Regions from separate parts of the Homo sapiens genome. Here region 2 is linked to region 1. Evidence: chromatin contacts called from ENCODE POLR2A ChIA-PET data. All regions are on one chromosome and are shown on one strand. The core of a region is the stretch at or near the end of the contact, and the rest is flanking DNA. Distances in the headings are between cores, read along the strand shown. Region 1 overlaps PRRX2 (paired related homeobox 2). Region 2 holds the start of FNBP1 (formin binding protein 1).

Evidence for each region. ChIA-PET counts read pairs that join two places held with the same protein, here RNA polymerase II (POLR2A).
Region 2: POLR2A ChIA-PET joins it to region 1 with 10 read pairs in H1. The contact joins the promoter of FNBP1 here to the enhancer-like site in region 1. POLR2A ChIA-PET finds 5 or more read pairs at or near these places in 3 of 52 experiments (BJ, H1 and activated CD4-positive, alpha-beta T cell).

The regions. Positions count from the first base shown.
Region 1 is chr9:129,699,028-129,704,818 of GRCh38, forward strand. The region is part of intron 1 of PRRX2 (paired related homeobox 2); the gene reads left to right. Among named protein-coding and RNA genes, the nearest start is that of PRRX2-AS1, 17 kb to the right of the region's middle. Within about 2 kb of position 3,669, at least 8 of the 41 ENCODE cell types and tissues checked have a DNase peak (open chromatin) inside an H3K27ac peak, as active enhancers do.
Region 2 is chr9:130,040,433-130,046,223 of GRCh38, forward strand. It overlaps FNBP1 (formin binding protein 1), which reads right to left and starts at 2,757. Exons shown (of 17, transcript NM_015033.3): 1 at 2,520-2,757. The coding sequence starts at 2,543. RefSeq lists silencers at 27-76, 2,120-2,279, 2,460-3,019.

The DNA of each region.
Region 1 (5,791 bases), core at 2,419-4,918:
GTGCCTGTTCCTCTGACTATGAGCACCAGCAAAGCCAGGCTGAAGCATTTCCCTGTGGGAGGTGATTTCCCTAGCCCATGCTCTGGCCTGTCAATTAAAAAAATCCATCAATAGGCTGGGCGCAGTGGCTCACGCCCATAATCCCAGAACTTTGGGAGGCCAAGGTGGGCAGATCACTTGAGGTCAGGAGTTCGAGACCAGCCTGGCCAACATGGTGAAACCTCGTCTAAAATATATACACACAAAATTAGCTGGGCGTGGTGGTGCGCACCTGTAATCCCAGTTGCTTGGGAGGCTGAGGTGGGAGAAACACTTAAACCCAGGAGGTGGAAGTTGCAGTGAGCCGAGATCACGCCATTGCACTGCAGCCTGGGCAACAGGGCAAGACTCTGTCTCAAAAAAAATATATATATGTGTGTGTGTGTGTGTGTGTGTGTGTGTGTGTATACATATATCCATCAATATATTAGTTTCTGCAGATAGGAGGGTCCAGAAGTGAGAAGGCTTGTAATGGTGTATAGTGCATACAAATTTTCAGGTGTTTGGGCAAGCAGAGAATTGAGATTATGTTCCCATCAGGAGCCAAAATCCATTCATTCATTCACTTACATATTCATTCAGTATTTATTGAGGACCTGCTATGCATCCGCCCGGAATAAAGAATATCCAGTGTGTGACTGTGCCATGGCTTTCTACATGGTCCAGCCCAGCTTTCTGGGAAGCATCCACGAAGGATGAATTCTTTCCTTGGGCACCTTCAGGGCAGCCTCTGCTCTGTGTGTGTCAGTGCAAGCTTTGGGGAGGAAGTGTCCCAGGGAGCAGAGAACTTGGTCTCTGAGGCACCGACAGCAGCTGTTCAGGAGAGAGACCTCAGCGTGCCAGGCACATGGTTGCTTCTGCCTCTCAGCATCCCAAGTCTCCACCAGACAGTTACAAACCGAGGTCTAGAGAGGTTCAGTAAATTGCCTCAAAGCTGCACAGCCAATATACAGCAAGTGTGGGAGGGGAACGCACACGCACCTAACTCCAGATAAATATACTAATGGCTAACGTGATTTAGCACTTACTACGTGCCAGGCACTGCTTTAAGAACCTTATATATATATTCTTTCATTTAATTTTCACAACAACTCTGGGAGGAAGATCTTGTTATCCCCATTTTCTGGATGGGATAACTGAAGCACAGAGAGGTTGTAACTTCCTCAGGGTCACACAGCAGTGAAGTTGGGATTTGAACTTAGGCAGCCTGCCGCCAGGGTCCAGCTCTTCCTCAGTGGGGTGCTGTATTTTTTTTTGGTTTGTTGTTGTTGTTGGCTTTTTTTTTTTTTTTAGATGAAGCCTCGCTCTGTCGCCCAGGCTGGAGTGCAGTGGCGCAATCTCGGCTCTCCGCCTCCCAGGTTCAAGCGATTCTCTTGCCTCAGGCTCCTGAGTAGCTGGGAGTACAGGCACATGCCACCAAGCCCGGCTAATTTTTGTATTTTTAGTAGTGACGGGGTTTCACCATGGTGGCCAGGCTGGTCTTGAACTCCTGCCTTCAAGTGATCTGCCCGCCTCCGCCTCCCAAAGTGCTGGGATTGCAGAGCCACACCTGGCCGTTATTGTTGTTTTGAGACAGGGTCTGAACCTGTCACCCAGGCTGGAGTGCAGTGGCACAATTGTGGCTCACTGTGACCTTCATCTCCCGGGCTCAAGTGATCCTCCCACTTCAGCCTCCTGAGTTGCTGGGACTACAGGTGCGTGCCACCATGCCCGGCTAATGTTTTAATTTTTTGTAAAGGTGGGGGTTTTGCCATGTTGTCCAGGCTGGTCCCAAACTCCTGGCCTGAAGCGATCCACCCGCCTCAGCCTCCCAAAGTGCTGGGATTACAGGCGTGAGCCACGGTGCTTAGCCAGTACGCCACCTTTTGTGGGCTGGCCTGTTCTGACCAACTTGGTAGCAAAAAGGTTCCTTCTGGAGAGGAGAGCGCTGTTGGAAGAACTTATGTGAAGGATTTGGGGTCTTGAAATCCAGCAGAAGGACAAAGAAATGAGACATTTTTCACAGTGTTTACAATAGAGGAAAATCGCAAGAGACCTAAATATCCCACAAGAGGGGAAGGGCTGTGAGGCCGTTTTGGCATCCCCACTAGGGGAAGTGATGCAGCCGCTCACACTAACGTGAGGAAGAAGATAGGAAACAGAGCAGAGGGTTTAGGATGGAGCTTGAGGGACCATCGTTCACTGTGTGTCGCTCACAGCGGGAAGCAGTCTACCTGCACCATCACATTGACTTCGCTTCATAAAATGGTGAGGTCATGGCAGTCACCAACGCGATAGCTGATGTTACTTGACCACTAACTGGGTGCCAGGTATTGTCGAGGCACTTTAGGTGTTGCTGTTCCCACTTACAGTGGGGACACTGAGTCTCACAGAGCTCACAGAGCTGGCATGGAAAGCCAGAACCAGAATGCAGCTATTTCCAGGAAAGCGGGATATGGTTGGGCAGGTTGTCCACTGCATAACTGCAGGGGACACCAGTCACACTGGAGTCTGTGGGAATGGCACCCCTGAAGTTGTACAGTGCACAGCCTGTGCAACCATACGCAGCATCCCTGGGTGTGTCTGATCACAATCCTAGGCTCTTAATCCATGCCCCATCCAAAACAGAAAATGATATTCATGCACACTGTAAATGGAGTCATGTGATAGCTAGATACATGTGGACATGCAACAAAAAGTATGCAAAGAATTAAACAGATATGCTGTTGTCGTGGGATTTGTAGGAGATTTTTTTCCTTTCAAATGTCCTTAGGCCAGGCGCAGTGGCTCACGCCTGTAATCCCACACTTTAGGAGGCCAAGGCAGGCGGATCACTTGAGGTCAGGAGTTGGAGACCAGCCTGGCCAACATGGTGAAACCCCATCCATACTAAAAATACAAAAAAATTAGTCAGGCCTGATGCCGGGTGCCTGTAATGCCAGCTACTCAGGAGGCTGAGGCAGGAGAATCGCTTGAACCCGGGAGGCAGAGGCTGCCCTGAGCCAGGATCGCACCACTGCACTCCAGCCTGGGCGACAGAGTGAAACTCCGTCTCAAAACTTTCTACGACTGCCAGGCGCGGTGGCTCACACCTGTAATCCCAGCACTTTGGGAGGCTGAGGCGGGTGGATCACGAGGTCAGGAGATCGAGAACATCCTGGCTAACACGGTGAAACCCTGTCTCTACTAAAAATACAAAAGCATTAGCTGGGCATGGTGGTGGGCGCCTGTAGTCCCAGCTACTCGGGAGGCTGAGGCAGGAGAATGGCGTGAACCCGGGAGGCGGAGCTTGCAATGAGCAGAGATCGCGCTACTGCACTCCAGCCTGGGCGACAGAGCGAGACTCCGTCTCAAAAAAAAAAAAAAAACTTTCTAGAACTCTCTGTGATGATGAAAATGTTTCCTATCTGTGCTGTCCAATGTGGCGGCCACTGGCCATGTGTGGATATTGAGCCCTTGAAATGTGGCCTGTTCGACTGAGGAATGGAATTTGTATTTTTATTTCATTTTAATCAGTGAGAATTTCATTGAGATGGCCACGTGCAGCTCGTTGCTCCCACGTTGGACGGTACAGAGCTAGAGTGTGGACTGGTGTCTTTCAGTCTGAGCCATGTCATTCCCAGATGTCTGCTCTGAAGCTTGTGGTTCCTGAACTTGCGGGTGAGGGAGTGTCTACTGCAGATTCCCAGCTGGACCCTTGAGATGGGAGTGTCTGGCTTTAACAAGCTTCCCGGGGAATTCCCAGGCAAATTGTCAGTGGACTCCCTTTTAAGAAATGCGGAAGATGTGGTGCCAGCCTCTTCACGTGGCAAAGTGTGGCAAGGGGGGCGGGGCAGCTCCCAGAGCTGTGGCTGAAATCACCAGAACAGCTGCCCTCAGAGGCTAGCAAGGGGGTCGTTGAGGAATAGAGTCCTGTGTGCTGCCCTTCAAAGTGTAAACACAGCATGTCGTGGGGACCACAGGGAGGTGGACTAGGACCTACTGTAATGGAGAATTTTCTAGAGCCAGGGTTGGCTGTTGTGTGAGGATGTGATTGGAAACATGCTGGAGATGTCGAAGATGGCCCCGTGCCCAGACTCTGAGCATGCACCCCACTGGTGAGGCTGTCCTGGGTGGGGCACAGCAGCTGGTGGGTACCTGGTGGAGGCTGAGACATAGCAGGGGAGCCAGGTGGGTGGGTGTGGGCCGAGCATTCCGACTTGTTCGGGTAGAGAGGGGTGGCCAATTAAGCCGCAGGAGTCTGAACGGTCTCTGCGCCTGGCCACCAGCACTTGCCCTGGCTTCCCTGCAGGTCCTGGCTGCAGACTATGAGCAGCCCAGGAGCTCTTAAATGGGGAAGAGCTCATTTCCCACATGGGACCCTTAGCAGCAACTTCGCCTGGTCTGGAAATGGTTAACTTTTCCAAGGGCAGCTTTCATCCAGATACCAGCCACTTTGGGGACAGAGTCTGGACATAAATCACCCCTGATCACTGGCAGTGGTACCTGGGTTTGGTACTTTACCTCTCTGAATCTCATTGCCCCTGACTGTGAACAGGGCTTAATAACAGTACCCTCTGCATTGTACGACGCAGGGCTCCATAACCCAGTGCCAGGCGCATAATAAAGTGGGTTAAATGGAAACCAAAAAAGAAAAAAAATTAAGGGTGTGGAAGAAGTCCTTCTCGCCTCACCACAGTCCCATGCTGCGGTGAGGGGCGCGGCAGAAACACTCAGGACGCCATTGGAGCTTTGCCGAGCAAGGCTCAGACTCACATTTTCCAGCACTGCCCGGAACTCACAAATGGGTCATAGAAACCTCCAGCGATGTTTAAAGTTGAGCCTCTCTGGGAATGCAGCACTGCCCAGAGCCAGGGGCACGGCAGGTCCCGTCAGCCTCGCAGGCACTGCCCTTGTCTGGGCTGCTCGCCATGAAGGGCTGGCCAGGGGACCCCAAGAGGGGGCAGAGGGGCAGGTTCTTCCAGGACAGAGAGAACTGACTTTCCATGGAGCTGGTGCTTTAGGGTGGGGTCTGTGGACAGGATTCAAAGTGTGTGAACCACCTCTCCGTACAACATTGCATGCAAACTTTTCTGCACGCCTGTGTTTTTCTAGGGAATGGTTCGTAGAGTTCCTCAGAGTTCTCAAGGGGGGTTCATGATTAAAGTGGGGAAGAACCACCAGGCCAGGCCTAGCCTTCATATGGGATGAATAATAGTGGGGTTAGCAGTCATTTCTGGAGCACCACGTTAAGCATGTCCTTGGGAGAGCCCTGGGCCACGCCATCCTCACTGAGCCACCTGAGAGGGAGGGAGAGATACTGTTTTGTCCCAATACAGATGGTGAAACCAAGAATCCAAGAGGAGAGACCTCTTGTCTGAGGACACACGGGGGCAATTTTTCTCATTCTCAGATGCTCAGGGCAGGCAGGCGTTTGCTATCTGGGTGGGCTGCTGGTAGCCCCCCTAACCCAATTGCTGGGTTGGGAATATTCTCTCCTGCATCCTCCCAGGAAACCCGGGAACAGAGATGGGAGCAGGAAGGAAGCGCATGTGTGTCTGCAGGCAGCACATCTCAGCAGACAGAACTTGGGGTTCCACTGCCTTGCTGTGAGTGCGTGGCCGAGTCACTGCCCCTCCAGGCCTCAGTTTTCCTATCAGCAAAATGAGGGGTCTTGACAGATGACCTCTAAAGTCCCTTCAGACCCTGAGTCCTCGAGACGACAAGAATGACAGGTTTGAGACCGCAGAGCTGTTTGCAGGTTTGTTGCAAAACCAAGCCACACGAAGTCAAC
Region 2 (5,791 bases), core at 1,507-4,006, 340 kb after region 1:
ACACGGCGAAACCCCGTCTCTACTAAATACACAAAAAAATTAGCTGGGCATGGTGGCAGGCGCGTGTAGTCCCAGCTACTTGGGAGGCTGAGGCAGGAGAATCGTTTGAACCTGGGAGGCAGAGGCTGCAGTGAGCCGAGATCACGCCACTGCACGCCAGCCTGGGCAGGCAACAGAGCAAGACTCCGTCTCAGAAAAAAAAAAAAAAAGAATGTCTTTTTAAAAACTCCTCATTGCCATACACTTGCATATATAGAACTGTTAACTGATTCATTCTTCCTCATAAAATTGTCAAGTGAAAAAATTACAAATAGTTCACATCCTTCTCCTTTAAAACTATTTTCCAATTATTTTTATTGTAGAAAATGTCAAATATATATACTAGAAAGAATAGTGTAATGAATACTTCTGTACTCAGCATTTGGCTTCAATAATGGCCAACTCTGTCTCACTATCTCCCATCTACTAACAACCCAAATTATTGTGAAGCAAATATAAGATTTCATATCATTAATATTTGTATATATTCCAGTTCCCATTTATTATTTTTTTCTTTTTTCTTTTTTCTTTTCTTTTTTTTTTTTTTAAGAGGAGGCCTCTCCAGATATTCCCCAAGCTGTTCTTGAACTCCTGGGCCCAAAAGATCCTCCCGACTCAGCCTCCCAAGGTGCTGGCAATATAGGCCTGAGCCACTGCGCCCGGCCTCTCTCATTTATTTTCAATCACTCCTAACCCTGCCTTCCTTCCCACTTCTGCACCCTCAAAAAGAAATGTACAGAATAATGCAAGCAATTGCCGCTGTTTTAGCAGTTTTGCTCATAGCCACTGCCTCTCTTTGGAATTATATTCTATCCCATTCACCAACATCACTGAACTGTCCACCAAGGTATTGTGTTCGGTCCCTATTTCACTCAGAAATATATTGTACATTTTCCCTCCATAATTCCATCCACCTGTCTGAACAAGTGAAAAAAAAATTGTGCCACAATTTCTACTGTCTTGACAAAGATTACTTCTGATTTGCTTCCCCACCCCAGATAAGCTAAAGAGAGCTAAAGGGAGTGGAAGGATTAGAAGAGGAAAGAAACTTCAATACGGTACTCAAAGTCATAGATTTTGCCTAAACTGGTGTGTGCAAATATTTTAAACTATTTTATTTTCAAAATGGATACTTGTAAACATCAGCGGAAATTTTGTCATGAATCCCTTTTAGGCAGAAGATGTTTATAAAATGAATTATCTTAATTTAAGGGAGCTATTGCCCTCAGGATTTTGGTAATAACAACCGTAGCTGCTTCTGTACCTAACAAATGGTTATGTAAAAACAATTAAAGCAAAAGAAAACAAAACAAAAAACAAGGGAGGATGTGCTCTGTTTCTGTAATTGCTCTAACCTTGTTTTATTTTGATATGAGATTTCTTGGCCTCATCTCAGATAGCAACACCACCCTACACTTTCTCCTCCACACCCTTTGCAAATAGAATTCCAAAAGGTAGTTCAGGCACTTTAGAGTTCATCCTGGGAAATGGCTCATCTTGAGGGCATTTCAGTGCAGTAACTGAGATTTCGTCTGCTCCTTCCCGGGCCGCCGCACTGCCCATCCCCTGCCCAGTGATTTCCCCAGGAATCCGGGGACGGCAGGAAAAGAGCTCCATCCACAGCCAGCCCCTCGCCTTTCCGGGGACGGCCCTCAGCCCTGAGGGCTGCCCGTTTACCGTGCGCATCCCCCGGCCAAGCATCCCCGCAAGGCGCCCCTCACCGCCAACTTTCCCCACTGGAAACTATTCTCCGAGCAACCGTTAAAGATCATTGACCCCGCGAACGCCTCTTCCTGAGGTAGATCACGTAAGATCTCTCCCTAACTCCCACTTTCCCCTCCAGACCAGACGTCGCAGTGCCCACATCCCACTCAGGATTGAGCTACCCCGAAAGAACAAGTGCGCCCGGAGCCGCCACGGGCCAGAAGTCCTCGCCTCCAGAGCGAAGACCGCACTCTCGCCCCAGCACCCCAAAACCCGACCCCCGGCGCTCGCCCCGGCCGCCCCGCTCCCGGGGAAGTGCCCGATCCGCCAGCGCCTCCGCGGAGCCAGGACAGAACTCGCGGCCGGGGCGCCCCGAGACCCAACGCAGCGCCGCGCAGCCGGGGCCTCCACGCCCCCACGCCCGGTCCCGGCCCTCCCCGGGCATCCGCGGCTCGCCCCGGGGGATTAGGGCTCGGCCCGACACACACGGCCCGCTCCGGGGCGCCGGGGACAGGGAGGCCCGCCCGCGCCGTTCCTCAGGCCGCCGGGGACCCGCACCAACTCCCCTCGCCTCCGAAGGACAAGCCGGCCCGCACCTCCTGCTCGGGCCAAGGCGGACGAGGGGCATTGGAACCCCGCCTCCTCCCCAGGCCGCGAGGACCCCGACCAGCGCGCCCTCGCCTCCGCCCAGCAGCGCGGCCCGCGCCCCCTCCCCAGGCCGCGGGGAAACGCAGCGCGCGCCCCGCATCTGCCCGCGGGCCCAGCCCCTCACTCACCCAGAGCTCGGTGCCCCAGCTCATGGTGCAGGGGACGCGAAGGGGCGCTCCGCGCGGCGGGCGCGGCTCTCTGGTCCCCCTCCCCGGCGATCCCTTTGCCCCCCGAGATCCCCGCGACGGCGGAAAGCCCGGAGTCCGCGCGGCCTCCTCCGGCTCGCAGCTCCTCGCCCGGGGTCTCCTCGGCGGCTCCTCCTCCCCGCCGCTCCACAGCAAAATGGCCCGAGGAAGCAGCAGCCGCGGCCGCCGCAGCGCCCGCCCGCCCTACACCCGGAGAGCGGGGGAGGGGCGGGAGGGGAGGGGCGGGGCCGGTCTGACAGCTCGCGCACGCGCGCCCGCCCCACCCCGGCCCGGCCCCCTCCCCCGGGCTCCCCCGGCCGGGTCCGCGTCGCCCTGGGGTCCGGAAGGACGCGGAGGGAGGTGTGAGGGACGGCGGGACCCGGATCCCTAGGACTCCCCCTGCCAATCTGGTAATGACTTCTTAGTGACCACTGTCTGCTCGCAGTACTAGCGCTTGCCTTGGAACGCGGCAGGCCCTGGGATCACCGATGCTCCGCCGCGGTCTGAGATCGCTCCCCTGCGCGTATCGCCGCTCTGGATTTAAGGACAATACTTTCCCCTGGCAGCCATGCGCGCCGAGCAGAGTCAGCCCGGGAGGCTCTTTTCCCACCGCCCGAGGGAAGCCCGAGAGTCCCGCAGGCTGGCGCGGTGGGAGTGGGGCGGTGGTAACTGCGCGCTGTGCGAATAGAGACGTCGAGGCAAGCGCGACGGCCTCGAGTGGCTAGGGAAAGAATCCAGGGGCGTGCACCCAGTGATTTCCAATCTCTGAAACCAGTGATTTCCAACTTGTTCAGCCAAGAAACTCTCAGGCGTGAAATCACGTTACCGCCTAGTGGGTAAAAGCAAAGGCGTGGGGTACACAGATAACTTGTTTGGTTCAAATCCAGCCTCCCGCACGTGCTGGCCGGGCGGAGGCGGACAATTGCTCCACCTCTGGAAGCGCAGAGCGCAGTCCACCAAATGGAGGCAAATAACGTGTCCATCTCACTGCCCGGCGGTGAGGATCAGGGGTGGGCCAAGGCCGAAGGTTGGTAAACCCAGCGCTCATTTTATCAGCAGACGGACTCCCTCTCTATATATCCAAAGGTCTGCACAAATGTTCCTGACAAGCTATGGAAAATGTTTGGAATTCCAACTCCTGAATCACTAGCCCTTTCCCCACAGCTTATCTTTCTCCCTCGGTTAATGCTACTACTGGATCCTTTTCTGAGAAACCGTGCGACTCCCAACATGGGCCCCCAGTTAAAAAATATTTTACGATGATGCATTTCTCCAATCCCACCCCACCATTTTCAACCTGCTTATCATTCTCCTCCATTAAAAGGTGGAGCTAACCCGGGTCTGGTGGCTCACGCCTGTAATCCCAGCACATCAGGAGGCCCAGGTGGGAGGATGGCTGGAGGCCAGGAATTTGAGACCAGCCTGGGCAACATCGCAAGACCCTGTCTCTACAAAAAGAAAAAAAAAAAAGTTAGCTGGGCATGGTGGCATGCACCTGTGGTCCCAGCTACTTGGGAGACTGAGACAGGAGGATCGCTTGAGCCTAGAAGGTTGAAGTTGCAGTGAGCCATGATGGTGCCATTGCCCTCCAGCTTGAGCAACAGAGCAAGACCCTGTCTCAAAAATATTAACAATAATGAATTAAAGCCGGGCATGGTGGCTCACGCCTGTAATCCCAACACTTTGGGAGGCAGAAGTGAGTGGATCATCTGAGGTCAGGAGTTTGAGAGCAGCCTGGCCAACATGGAGAAACCCCGTCTCTACTAAAAACACAAAAGTTAGCTGGGCGTGGTGACAGGGCGCCTGTAATCCCAGCTACTCAGGAGGCTGAGGCAAGAGAATCGCTTGAACCCGGGAGGCAGAAGTTGGAGTGAGCCAAGATTGTGCCACTGCACTCCAGCCTGGGTGACAGAGCGAGACTGTCTCAAAAAATAAAATAAAATGAATAATAATAATAAATTAAGAGGTGGAGCTACTAAACAAAAAACAAAACAAAAAAAAACCTCTTGCAGATAAACCTCCAACTCTACTTCCTTTGTTGGGCAGTTACAATAAATTTAAGTTGTCAAAACTGTTTTGGTCTGCCTTTTTTCAGTTACAACCCTCCCTTCCTGCCCACCCCCATTCTTGTGTCTGTATAAATATTTTGCTCTCAGTTACCAGGTCTGAATTCTCTTTCCTCCAGAGACTGCTAGATATATAACAATGAGAACGGCCAGCTACCTATCTCCTAAGGCAGATTAATAGCCAGAGTGAGTTGGAGGGGGAAATTCAAACAATGCTGCACAGTTTAGTCTGCTAAAATTTGGAAACGGTACATGCAATGCAGGTTTATCTAACAAGACATTGCCTCAGTAATCACCTTCCTGCCAGGGCTTGACTTTTTAGTCAAATACAATGATCTAATCTTGACCAAGTTATTGGAGACTTCTCAAAAACAGTGACCACTTGTGAAAATACTCTAATCAAGAAGTAAAACAACCTGCTGCTTTAAAGAGGAGAAAGAGGAAGAGGAAGGGACAGCAGAAGAAAAAAAGAGACCACATGAAGATGAAACTTTTTAAGACGAGTAAGCAGGAGATTGTTAGTTATAGGAAGGAACCCATTAAAAGCTGCCGCAGAACTCTATGGATGTGAGTTAATTATACAACACTGCAAATATCTTTAACTTCATTAAGCTTTGGCAGTAACTGGAAAATGCTTGAAAGTGTCAGAATCTTCAAAAAATAAAGGAGAGAGACACCAATGATCATGAAGCCATGAGATAAAATGAAATAAGCCAGCAGAAAAAAGGCTAAAATATAGCACAGCATTTTTTAGGAAGAACTAAATCCATTTCAGTTTCCCTTCAGAGCAGGAGGAAGTGATTCTAAGACAAGGAAGTATCCCCATTAACAAACTACTGTGACCTGACCTACTTAGGAATCAGTTTTCACCAGGGGTACTCTAAACTCTATGTAAACGCTGATATTATCTAGGGGGTTAATCTGGGTTGCAGATACTGGTTTCACCTCTCAGTAAAATCTAGGGAACACTGATTTACAAAATTATGATCTTGGTGTGATATTACAAAATATATATTTTGTCGTCAACCTTGTTTCCTGAAGTATAGCTCCTAAAATCCTTAAAAACCCCAAAATGATGTCTTTTTATATACTAATGAGATGACTGATGGCTGACAGTCCCTAAGTATTAGTACCTCAAGATGGGACTGG